Linked DNA regions of Mus musculus: region 2 is linked to region 1. The links are chromatin loops, found by intact Hi-C in ENCODE. Cell type or tissue: left cerebral cortex. All regions are shown on one strand. Links, peaks and the distances in the headings refer to the core of each region. The heading gives the core; the rest is flanking DNA. Region 1 has its middle 14 kb from the start of A730043L09Rik. Region 2 overlaps Gm35227 (a long non-coding RNA gene).

What was found. Peaks named below come from ENCODE experiments on the same cell type or tissue, not always from the same donor. Only the 100,000 strongest peaks of a DNase experiment are listed, where the experiment ranks them.
Region 2: it touches region 1 in a loop (2.1-fold over the local background); 3 of 42 quality-filtered maps call a loop at or near these places.

What each region holds. Positions count from the first base shown.
Region 1 is chr9:62,227,544-62,232,922 of GRCm38, reverse strand. No RefSeq gene overlaps it. Among named protein-coding and RNA genes, the nearest start is that of A730043L09Rik, 14 kb to the left of the region's middle. In left cerebral cortex, for the core only: a CTCF peak has its summit at 3,027 (motif pointing right); a DNase peak (open chromatin) is centred at 2,696; H3K27ac peaks cover 287 bases.
Region 2 is chr9:62,180,093-62,185,471 of GRCm38, reverse strand. The region is part of intron 1 of Gm35227 (a long non-coding RNA gene); the gene reads right to left. Among named protein-coding and RNA genes, the nearest start is that of Gm35227, 16 kb to the right of the region's middle. In left cerebral cortex, for the core only: no CTCF peak of the experiment used is centred there; no DNase peak of the experiment used is centred there.

The sequences.
Region 1 (5,379 bases), core at 120-5,119:
TCCCCTTCTGCAGTCATGGTTCTTAGAGCCAGCTGTCAACTTGCTCAGACTCCTACTCCTGGGTTGAGGGTCTGTCCTGTGTTACCCAGATCCTTCCAGGCTACAGAGTTTCAAAGCTCCACCAAGCACCAGGAGGGGAGGAGATAAAACATGAAAGCCATTTCCTGCCATAGCTATAGCCCTTCAGTTCTCCAGGACTGAGCTATTAACCATCTAATGGCCAGCCAATTGGCTCTGGGTTTGGCTGCTGATTCTCTGCCTGCTCCTCGTCAACTCCAGAAGGGCCCAGACAGGGCTCTTCAATCCCATGCTGTCCAAAGGGAGGCATAAAAGGGCTCTCTACAAACAGGTCCTGCATCTCTCCCAGCTGGAGTCCCAGCCCCACCACCACCCGGTGCTAAGAAGACACCCCAAGAGACTCTGCTCTCGTAGACACTTAGCACTTGGTGGTGAAGGGATTATGCCGCCTCTAGCAAATTATATCAGACCAGATGTGCTGGTGAAAGAAACGTCATGAAATTACCAGCTTTTCTGAGGTTACACTACAGGCTTGGAACCCGACTTGCCCCATTTAAAAACAACAACAACAAAAAAAAAAAAACACTAAAAAACCAAACAGATCTCCTGGGAAGACACCCAGAGGCCCAGGAGACACTAAGATGAGCAACTAAATGGTGGAGAGATGGGAAAGACGGAGAAACAGAAGGATGTGGGCACAAGGAAGAGAGGCAGAGCTGGAGCCTGGAGGGAAGTGAGGAACAGCCTGATGTGAGTCGCTTAGGCTGACACCTGAGGCCACGGTGAGCTCCTGGCCTGTCTGGGTCTGTGGCCCTACAGCAGCAGGGGTCTGCGTCATTGTCTATGGACCATGTGACCACCTGAACCAAAACCTTTGGTCCTGAACCAAAGCTACAGAAACTTCATGACACAGGGCAACAACAGGATATCCAGGAGTCCCAGTGAGGATCCAGAATTGATGGTGTCGCAGAAGCCAGAGGCTTTGAACCAGACCAATGACTCGTTGTAATGAACATTTACAAGATGTGTGGACAGAAGGGCATACTCTGTGACACACTGTGACACATGGCAGCTTTCATAATGAGATTTTTTTTTCAGGTTGCAAGGGCAGAGGGTATATATGGAGGGAAGGGAGATCAGTGGGAGTGGGGTACATGCTGTGAAACTTACAGAGAATCAATAAAAAATTAGAAAAAAAAAACACCCAAAAACCAAATAAACAAAAAGCCAAAACCTCCCTCAGTGGAATAAATGATTTTATCGATATTATTTTTAATGATGTATATGTGTGTCTGCGGATGTGTCAGACCCCCCTGGATCTGGAGTTACAGAAGGTTTTAGGGGGCCTGAAGCTATGAAGCTGAAAGCTGAACTCAGGTCCTCTGGAAGAGCTGCTAGTGCTCTTCTTCACCTCTGAGTCACCTCTCCAGCTCAGGCTGGCTTGGAACTTTGGATGTTGTCAAGGATGACCTGAACTTCTCTTCCTCCTCCCTTCACCTCCCTCATGCTAGGCCTGCAAGTGTGTGCCACTCACCTCAGTTGATGCCACACTGCTGATCAAGCCAGGGTTCCATGCAAATACTCTGCCAACTGACTCCACACCCAGCCCGAGAGCCATTGTCTTGGCATCCGGCTAATAACAAACTTGCAAGTGGCCCAGCTTTCTCTTTATCTGCTCAGTTTCCTCCCAGGCTCCTATCAGTGCCCCTCCCTACCAGTTAGTCTCGGAAGTGGAGTCTGTACTGTCCTTCAAAATCCAGTCCTGGCCAGTGTGCCCTACTTCTCTCCCAAACTCAAGTGCATTAAGCTTCTGTGCTAGTGTGTGTGTGTGTGTGTGTGTGTGTGTGTGTGTGTGTGTGCTGGTCTGTGTACAATCTTGCCAAACAAGTTCCTGGGGGCAGTCTCTCTGTGTCTATCTCCTGAGATCCGTGGTTTAGCCCACGGTGGTTAGATCCATAGTGATACACACCCTTGTGATTTGTTCCGTTCCTTAACAACAGCACTGGTGAACTATTTCACTGATCCACTGTTGTGACATGCCTCTCGAAAGGGGAATGACAAAAGATGGGCTTACCATGTCTTCCATGTGTGCTTACTTGGATCTGAGGGGCTGTACTTTTTATGTGAATTCAGATGGGACCTAGGTCATATGAGTCAGGATTGCACTGAGTGCCCAGGATGGACCTCCAACATGACAGGTTTCTTGGACAAGGTTTGGCACCCGGCATAGCCAGGACTCTAGAACAGCTGGTCCACTCCCTTCTTTATAGAGCCTCCAGATCTCTGTCTGTTCCCGGGTTTTCTGTGTGCTCCCCAGACCAGAGACTTAACCTCTTCTAGGTCTCCAGCATGCACACAGAACCTTCTAGAGAATCAGAAAACAGCCTCAGAAATGGTCCACAGCAATTTCTATCAGTTCTTACAGTAAAACCAACTCATGAGCCTACTCATAATTGATGTTGGGGGTCAGGCAGATAAGGGCGTGACTAGGGGATAGGGGGTCTGGGCCACCAGAAGAGATCATAGAACACTTTCTCTCTCCCCCCCCCCCAACTGCTTAGTCACATTCCGTGAAAGCTGCAGGCTTGCTTTCTAGAATTCCAAGATTTCTACAAAAGCCAAGCTGTTTCTTAGACTATTTTTATCAACAGTAAGAACACCACACACACACACACACACACACACACACACACACGCTGCCACCCCCACCTATAAGAATTTTTAAATTTAAGGCTGAGGAGGTAGCTTGGTAGGGAAGGATGTGCTGGCTGGGCAAGCCTGAGAGACCAAATGCAGAGCCCTGGCACCCATGGGACTTCTCAGGGTGAAGGGCTGGGGCCAATGTCAAGCAGATTCTGGAGACTTCCTGTCCTGTCCTGTCCTATCCTGTCCTGTCCTGTCCTGTCCTGTCCTGTCCTGTTGAATTGTGAATCTAGGTTCAGTGAGAAACCTTGTCTCAAAAAATAAGGCAGAGGGACCAGTAGAGGGCTCAGTAGGTTAAGGGTACTCAGAGCCAAGCCTGACAACCTTAGTTCAAGTCCCTGAACCCACACAGGAGAGAACTGACTCCCACAAGCTGCCCTCTGACTTAAACACATATACCATGACAGATGTCCATACACACAGATACACAAAGATAATTAAATGTAAATTATATCTGGGCAGTGGTGGAATATGCCTTTAAATCCCAGCACTCAGAATGCAGAGACAGGCAGATCTCTGTGAGTTCAAGGCCAGCCTGGTCTACAAAGACAGGACAGCCAGGGCTATAGAGAAAGACTCTTTCTTGAAAAAACAAAAATAAGTAAATAAATAAATAAATAAATAAAATAAGGTAGAGAAAAGCAACCCTATAGGAGAATGTATACATGTGTAACACACACACACTATAAACCTTTCCACTTCAAAGATGTCTGGCTTAAAGATATCATCTCGGGATCAGGGGAGGGAGCCAACTTGTGTCCTGGGTCCCTCAGAGACCAGTCTGCGCCGTGAGAGTGAGGACTGCAAAAGCGACACAGCTTCTGGAACAGACCCTGTTTCAGGATCCAGACATCCGGGCACCTTCCCTGTCAGAGGAGAGGTGTCTGCCTGGTAGGGCTCTGACTGCTGGAGCAGGTGAGGGAGCCATCTTGTGTCCCGGGTCCCTCAGAGACAGTCTGCGCAGGTCAGCTCCCAGACTGCAGAAGCAACATAGCTTCTGGGACAGGCCCTGTTTTGGGCAGGGCATTCATCTTCAGCCAGGAGGCAGGTCTGAATGCCAGACCTCTGTGCACCTTCCCTGCAAGAGGAGAGCTTGCCCGCAGAGAGTACTCTGACTACTGAGACTCAGGAGAGAGCTGGACTCCCAGGAATGCTGACAGAGGCTAACAGAATCACAGGAGGAACAAGTTCCAAACAGAGACAACTATAACAACTAACACCAGAGATTACCAGATGGCGAAAGGCAAACGTAAGAATATTACTAAGAGAAACCAAGACCACTCACCATCATCAGAACCCAGCACTCCCACCTCAGCCAGTCCTGGATACCCCAACACACCCAAAAAGCAAGACTCAGATTTAAAATCATATCTCATAATGCTGATAGAGAACATCAAGAAGGACTTTAATAACTCACTTAAAGAAATACAGGAGAACACTGCTAAAGAGGTAAAAGTCCTTAAAGAATTACAGGAAAACACAACCAAACAAGTGATAGAGTTGAACAAAAACATACAAGACCTAAAAAGGGAAGTAGAAACAATAAAGAAAACCCAAAGTGAGACAACTCTGGAGATAGAAACCCTAGGAAAGAAATCAGGAACCATAGATGTGAGCACCAGCAACAGAATACAAGAGATGGGAGAGAGAACCTCAGGTGCAAAAGATTACATAGAGAACATGGGCACAACAATCAAAGAAAATGCAAAATGCAAAAAGATCCTCACTCAAAACATCCAGGAAATCCAGGACACAATGAGAAGACCAAACCTATGGATAATAGGAGTAGATGAGAATGAAGATTTTCAACTTAAAGGGCCAGCACATATCTTCAACAAAATTATAGAAGAAAACTTCCCTAAACTAAAGAAAGAGATGCCCATGAACATACAAGAAGCCTACAGAACTCCAAATAAACTGGACCAGAAAAGAAATTCTTCCCAACACATAATAATCAGAACAAAAAATGCACTAAATAAAGATAGAATATTAAAAGCGGTAAGAAAAAAATGTCAAGTAACATATAGAGGCAGGCCTATTAGAATTACACCAGACTTCTCACCAGAGACTATGAAAGCCAGAAGATCCTGGACAGATGTTATGCAGACTGTAAGAGAACACAAATGCCAGCCCAGGCTACTATACCCAGCAAAACTCTCAATTACCATAGATGGAGAAACCAAAGTATTCCATGATAAAACCAAACTCACACAATATCTTTCCATGAATCCAGCCCTTCAAAGGATAATAAAGGGAAAAACAACAACACAAGGGCAGAAACTACACCCTAGAAAAAGCAAGAAAGTAATCCTTCAACAAACCTAAAAGAAGACAGCTGCACTTCATACTCATCAAAGGTAAAATCTACCAAGATGAATTCTCAATTCTGAATATCTATGCTCCAAATACAAGGGCATTCATTAAAGAAACTTTAGTAAAGCTCAAAGCACACATTGCACCTCACACAATAATAGTGGGAGACTTCAACACCCCACTCTCACCAATGGACAGACCCTGGAAACAGAAGCTAAACAGAGACACATGGACACTAACAGAAGTTATGTAACAAATGGATTTAATAGATATCTACAGAACATTTTATCCTAAAACAAAAGGATATACCTTCTTCTCAGCACTACGTGGTACCTCCTCCAAAAC
Region 2 (5,379 bases), core at 238-5,237, 48 kb after region 1:
CGCACAAGTATGTGTACACACACAAGCACAAGTGTGAGCATGTGCACAGGCCACAGGTGGACATCAGGGGATCTTCCTGTATTGCTTTAAACTTTTTTATTTAGAGACTTTGTTTCTATTTATGTGTTATCTGTATATATGTGCCATGAGGGTGGGTATCCATGGAGGTCCAAAGAGGGCACCAGATGCCCTGAGCTAGAGCTCCAAGTGGTTTTGAGCTGCTTGAAGTGAGTGCTGGGAACTGAACTAAGTTCCTTCTCAAGAGTAGCAAGTGCTCTTAACTCGGAGCCCCTCCTTTTTACTTTTTGAGACAGGGTCTTTTATTGAACCTGAAGCTCACAGATCAACTAGCCTGGCTTCAGCAAGCATCCTGAGTTTCCTAGCTCCAACTTCCACCCCTGGAATGATAGAGGCACTGACCATATCACCCAGCCTTTCACCTGGAGTTCATGTCCTTATGCTTACCCAGCGAGCAGTTCACCCACTCAGCCATCTCCCCAGCCCCTTCCTTCCCCTGCTTTCTGATATCCAGGCTGGACCAGCCCCTGACTTCCCTATTAGCCTCCTTTACAAGCTTTGCCACCAGCACCCACATTATAGAACCAGTTCTTTCCTATGCCCTCTGTTGAAGAGAACACTCTCTCACAGCTCCTGTGTGTGCCTGCCTCCACCCCACCATGAGTAATAACTCCACTGGTATAACTGTTGATATGTCTCTGGTGGTCTTTGATGAAACTGGAGGCTTAGCTGAGACCCCTGGAGCTTTACATAGAAACCTTCATCCAACTCAGTGCACAGATCTTTGGGAGGTGTAGGCCTCAAGCTCTTATATTTCTAAAGCTCCCTAGAAAATGTACACGGCCAGCTGAGAGTGAGAGTCCTGGGGTGATAAGTCACTTTAAAACTTGTAAGTGTCAGGGGACACATGTTGTAAGGCCCTGAGCTTGAGACCTACACGAGGCACCCAGCTGAGGTTAGCTATCCTTGTTGCTGCTCTCTGTTGACCAAGCCAGCTCAGTCAGTGAACAGGGTCTGGAGCGCAGGAGTGAGGATTGAAAAGAAAAAGACAATTAGACAAACATTATAACCTGACTCCAGCCAGTGCTGAGGCGGAAGTGGCTTTAAGTTTTCCCAGTCAGCTTTTACACCATGCTAGGTACTAGCAGAGAATAGGATCAGTCCTTAGATCAGAGACAAAGTGATCAAACAAGGCAAAGAACCAAGAGATCACACCAGGTAGCAATCAAACAAAGCAGTAAGCCAAGTCCCCAAGTCACTGGGTCTGGGGGCTTATCAGGATCACCAAGACAAAATTGAAATCACACATCCCTTGACTGTATTCACCTTGATCCTTGCATCAGCCCAAATGGGAATATTCTTATCAGAGCCTACTTCTTCCTCCTGAGCCCAGTGACAAGGACTTGCCAAATTTCTATAAGGAGCAAATTGCTATAAGCAGCATCAAAAGCTCTCCAAACTCTGTGGAGTCTTCCTCTGCCCTGCCCTGCCTTGCACCTCGGTAAACAGTTGTTGGATGAGCTGTGATCCTGTTGGAGGCTAGAAGTCACATCCTTTGTATGATATCTCAAAGCACACCTCTGCCTCTCCCCAAGTCAGCTTTCTCCCTCTGTTCTCACTCACTGAGGCTGGAGCCGGAGCCTGGACTGACTCCCATCCCCCAGTGGGCCCCACCCCTTTTCTTACACGGGATCTTGTTGCTTCTTCTTCCTCTTTGGTCTCCAAGACCCCATGATGACTCCAGGCTTTCAGGTTTTCTTTGGCTTGTCTATAAAGCTAAAAAAAAAAAAAAAAAAAAAAAGAAAAAAAAGCCAGGGCAGAGCTTTCTAGAGAGGTCATGCTGCCAGCTCACCAACTCTCAGTGAAGTCCGAACCCTTACCTTGACATTCAAAGATGCTCCAGTCCAACCCTACCTGACACAGGAACACATGGGTCATGTGAGTGTTCTCATTAGCCCTGCTATCCTCGGGTAGAGCTTTACTCAAGCTGATAATGCCACCTCGGTGTCTTTCTACCATTAAGGCTACAAACAAACAAAACCCCACAAAGTCCTGATCAGGCTGCAGCAATGGTTTGGTGGTCAAGAGTGTGCTGTACAGTCATGAGAACTGGAATTCAGATCCCAACACCCATGTAAGGAGAAGAGCAAGGTGTCCTTTGCTTGTATATAACCCCAACTCTGAGCAGGTATGGAGGCAGGAGGATCACTGAAGTTCAGTGGCTTCCTGCCTTTCTGAGAAAATGTTAGTTCTGAGCTCATGGAGAGATCCGGACTCAAAAGATAAGCAGAGAGTTATACAATGATAGACGTCCTCTTGTGATAGCTGAACACACCAAGTGCAACACACACACACACACACCCTTTGAAGGATCTCACTGCTTATATAAATGCCAGCCACATACTACTGAAAAGGTCAGCTTAGGAACTTTGGGAAGATCACGAAACACTTGCCCCTCTGAAAGGAGAGGCTAATTAACATTTCTCAACAACAGGGCAGAACAGACCTGCGGGTGGGGACACATTCTGCAGGACTGACCGTTGCCCACCTTCAGACAAGAGAAGTCCTTGTCACTTCATTCCCTAAAGATCAATCAGTTTAAAGGGTGCACTGTTCCGCCAATCATATTGTGCCTAGTTGCTGATGCTCTATTCTGCCCCTGGAAACCATGTAAAAACTCGCCGAACAGGTGCTGATGGTCGCTGCCTCTCCTTTGGGTATGGGACGACCCCGGTGCACTCGAACAATAAATTCCTCTTGCTTTTTGCATGGATCCCGGCTTCACGTGGTTCACTCAGGGGCTCCCTGGTAAGCTAAGGCTCCCGGAGTCTTACACTACCTCCTCCGTCTCGTGTCACCTCCCACTTATGACCCTGAGCACACGGTCCTCCAGCTTCTACAGCCCAGGCGCTGTGGTTACAGGTGTTTGTCACCTGAGACTCTTCTGTTTACTTTTTAAAAACATACTCGTGATCCTTTTTAATATCCTTGGCTGAGGTATAGTTGTCTTTGCTCCCCCTGTGTCTATGTGACAGGAGTCATTGTAGGCTAATAAAGAGCCCAGGAGTGAGAAAATGCTGGGGTTGTGACTCTATGCCCTCCTGATGTATCAGTGAGCTGGATGCTTCCCAGCCTCTCTGAACATCATCCCTTTCTTGTCCGTAGTAGGCAGAGCTCCTCATGCTGTATGAACTTGATGCGGTCTCTACCAGGACATCTCTCCCGCTGGACGGGAAGCCGGCTTGTTTACCACTTAATGATTGCAAATGGTCAAACAAACTAATCATGTGGGTTGAATGCCTCGTTCAGAATCAGGCAGAGATCACAGTTACAGTAAAACAGTTATTACAGCTAGGTTGCTACCTGGCAGAACAGGCAGGTTCTATGCACACTCAGTGTACACAGAAACCACATAATGATTTGGGTACAATTCAGGGTAACTCAAGAGGCCAGAACAACCTGAGATCCTGTGTCTTCTTCCTGTTATTTTAAGATTGAAAAAAGTTTTGTGTGTGTGTGTGTGTTCATGAGTGTTCGTGTGCATGTATATACGTGTGCCCACCCTAGGAGTCCTGGAGAAGGAAGGCATCAGCTCTCCTAGAGCTGGAGTTGCAGGCAGCTATAAGCTGCCCAGCGTGAGTATTGGGAACAGAGGTCTGATCCCCTGCAAGAGCGTTTTGCACTCTTAACTGCTGTGCTGTCTCTCCAGCCCCAAGTTTCTGCATTTCTAACAGCTCCCAGGTGCAGTCCTGAGCCAAGGACTTCACTTGGAATAGCTGCCTTAGACTGTAGGGTTTTCAACCTACAGAATGATCTCTTCTTTTGCAGGGTTGCTATGGCTTCCAGCAGAGGGTAGGGAATTATCTTTTTTTTTTTTTTTAATAGATGCAAAAACATCATGGTGGTAGGCATAAATTGCACATGGTCTTCTTGGCTCAGGAGAACACACACACACACTCGATATACACACATCAGCTGATCTAACCTTGCACAGGCCCAAGATTTCCCAGGGGCCCAACTGCTGTGTTTCAGAAGTCAGTGCTCTGAGATAGAACGGGCTGAGCACTAACCTTATAGCCCTGATTAATTCCCTCCCTTTGTTTGCCTCATTATCGTGATTAGGTTCTGCCCGTAGCATAGCAACAGCTAATTGTAGGCTGGTTGCCGAGTGCATAATTCCTGCTATTAAAATTTTATCGAGCCTTAATTGTGTTCCCTTTTTGCAGCAGGGAAGCTTCGAAGTTTCAGAGAGAGAGAGAGGATGTGGTTAGTGGGAGCTGATGATTTTTTAATCTCAGCAAGCCCTGTGAAGCCACTGTTCTGCAAGATCGCTGACCTTGAGATGGGTTCCAGTGGCCAGAAAGAAGCCCATCATTTATTTATTAGCCCTCCTGCAGGTCTGCAAACAATCCCTTGCGGCCAGGCAGAAGGCAGATTCTAGGTCAAGTGCTATTACAGAAAGCCTCAAAGGGCAGGCAGAGCAAGGAGCTGGCCATGTGGGCATCTGGACGGAGAGAGCTGGGGGAGGGGAGTGTTGTGTTCCGAATGCAGAATCAGAGTAGTGTGCATGCTCGAGCAGAGCATTGCCCCTATTGCCTCTCGTTGACCCTCCAACGCTCCAGAGAACCAGGAGGCTTTTGAGATGGTTTTCTAGGACCACTTGTGCCGAATCGCCCCACCTGTGCTCAGCAAGAGTTGGGAAGAAGGGAGCCTGTTAGCAGCTGCTTCCTACAGATGGCTCCACACCTGTCTGATTGTTGGCTCACCTGCAGAGCTTGTGAGTGCTGCACTTTTCCAAGCTCCACCCAGACCTGTGACCCAGAGCAAGGAGGGAGGCTGGCCACCACACCCCAGATGGGTGAGGCTGGTACCAAGTACTTTGGGAATCACCAACCTACGGATCAGTGGTTCTCAATCTGGGGAGTTAAGTGACCCTTTCGCAGGGGTTGCCTGATACCATTTGAAAACACAGATATTTATATTAAGATCCACAAGAGTAGCAAAATTACAGTTACGAAGAAGCAACTAAAATAACTTTATGGTTTGGGGGTCACCACAACATGAGGAACTGTGGTAAAGGGTCGCAGCATTAGGAAGGTTGAGAACCACTGCTGCATACAGAAGGCAGTGTGGAAAACATGAGAAAGATAAGAACCAACTGGCCCTTGGGGAGATATTCCCTTAGCTCTGTTTAGCTCATGTTGAAAGCCCGAGGCCTGCTGCTGTGGCTTGACTTTATGCCATAGTCTCACATGTCCTGGAAGAGCAGACAAAGCCCAGATAGCTGAGCTCTCTTCATAGAGTTCTTGATCCCCCCAGGTTCACGACTACCTGTCAAACTAGTCTGTGGAACATGGCACC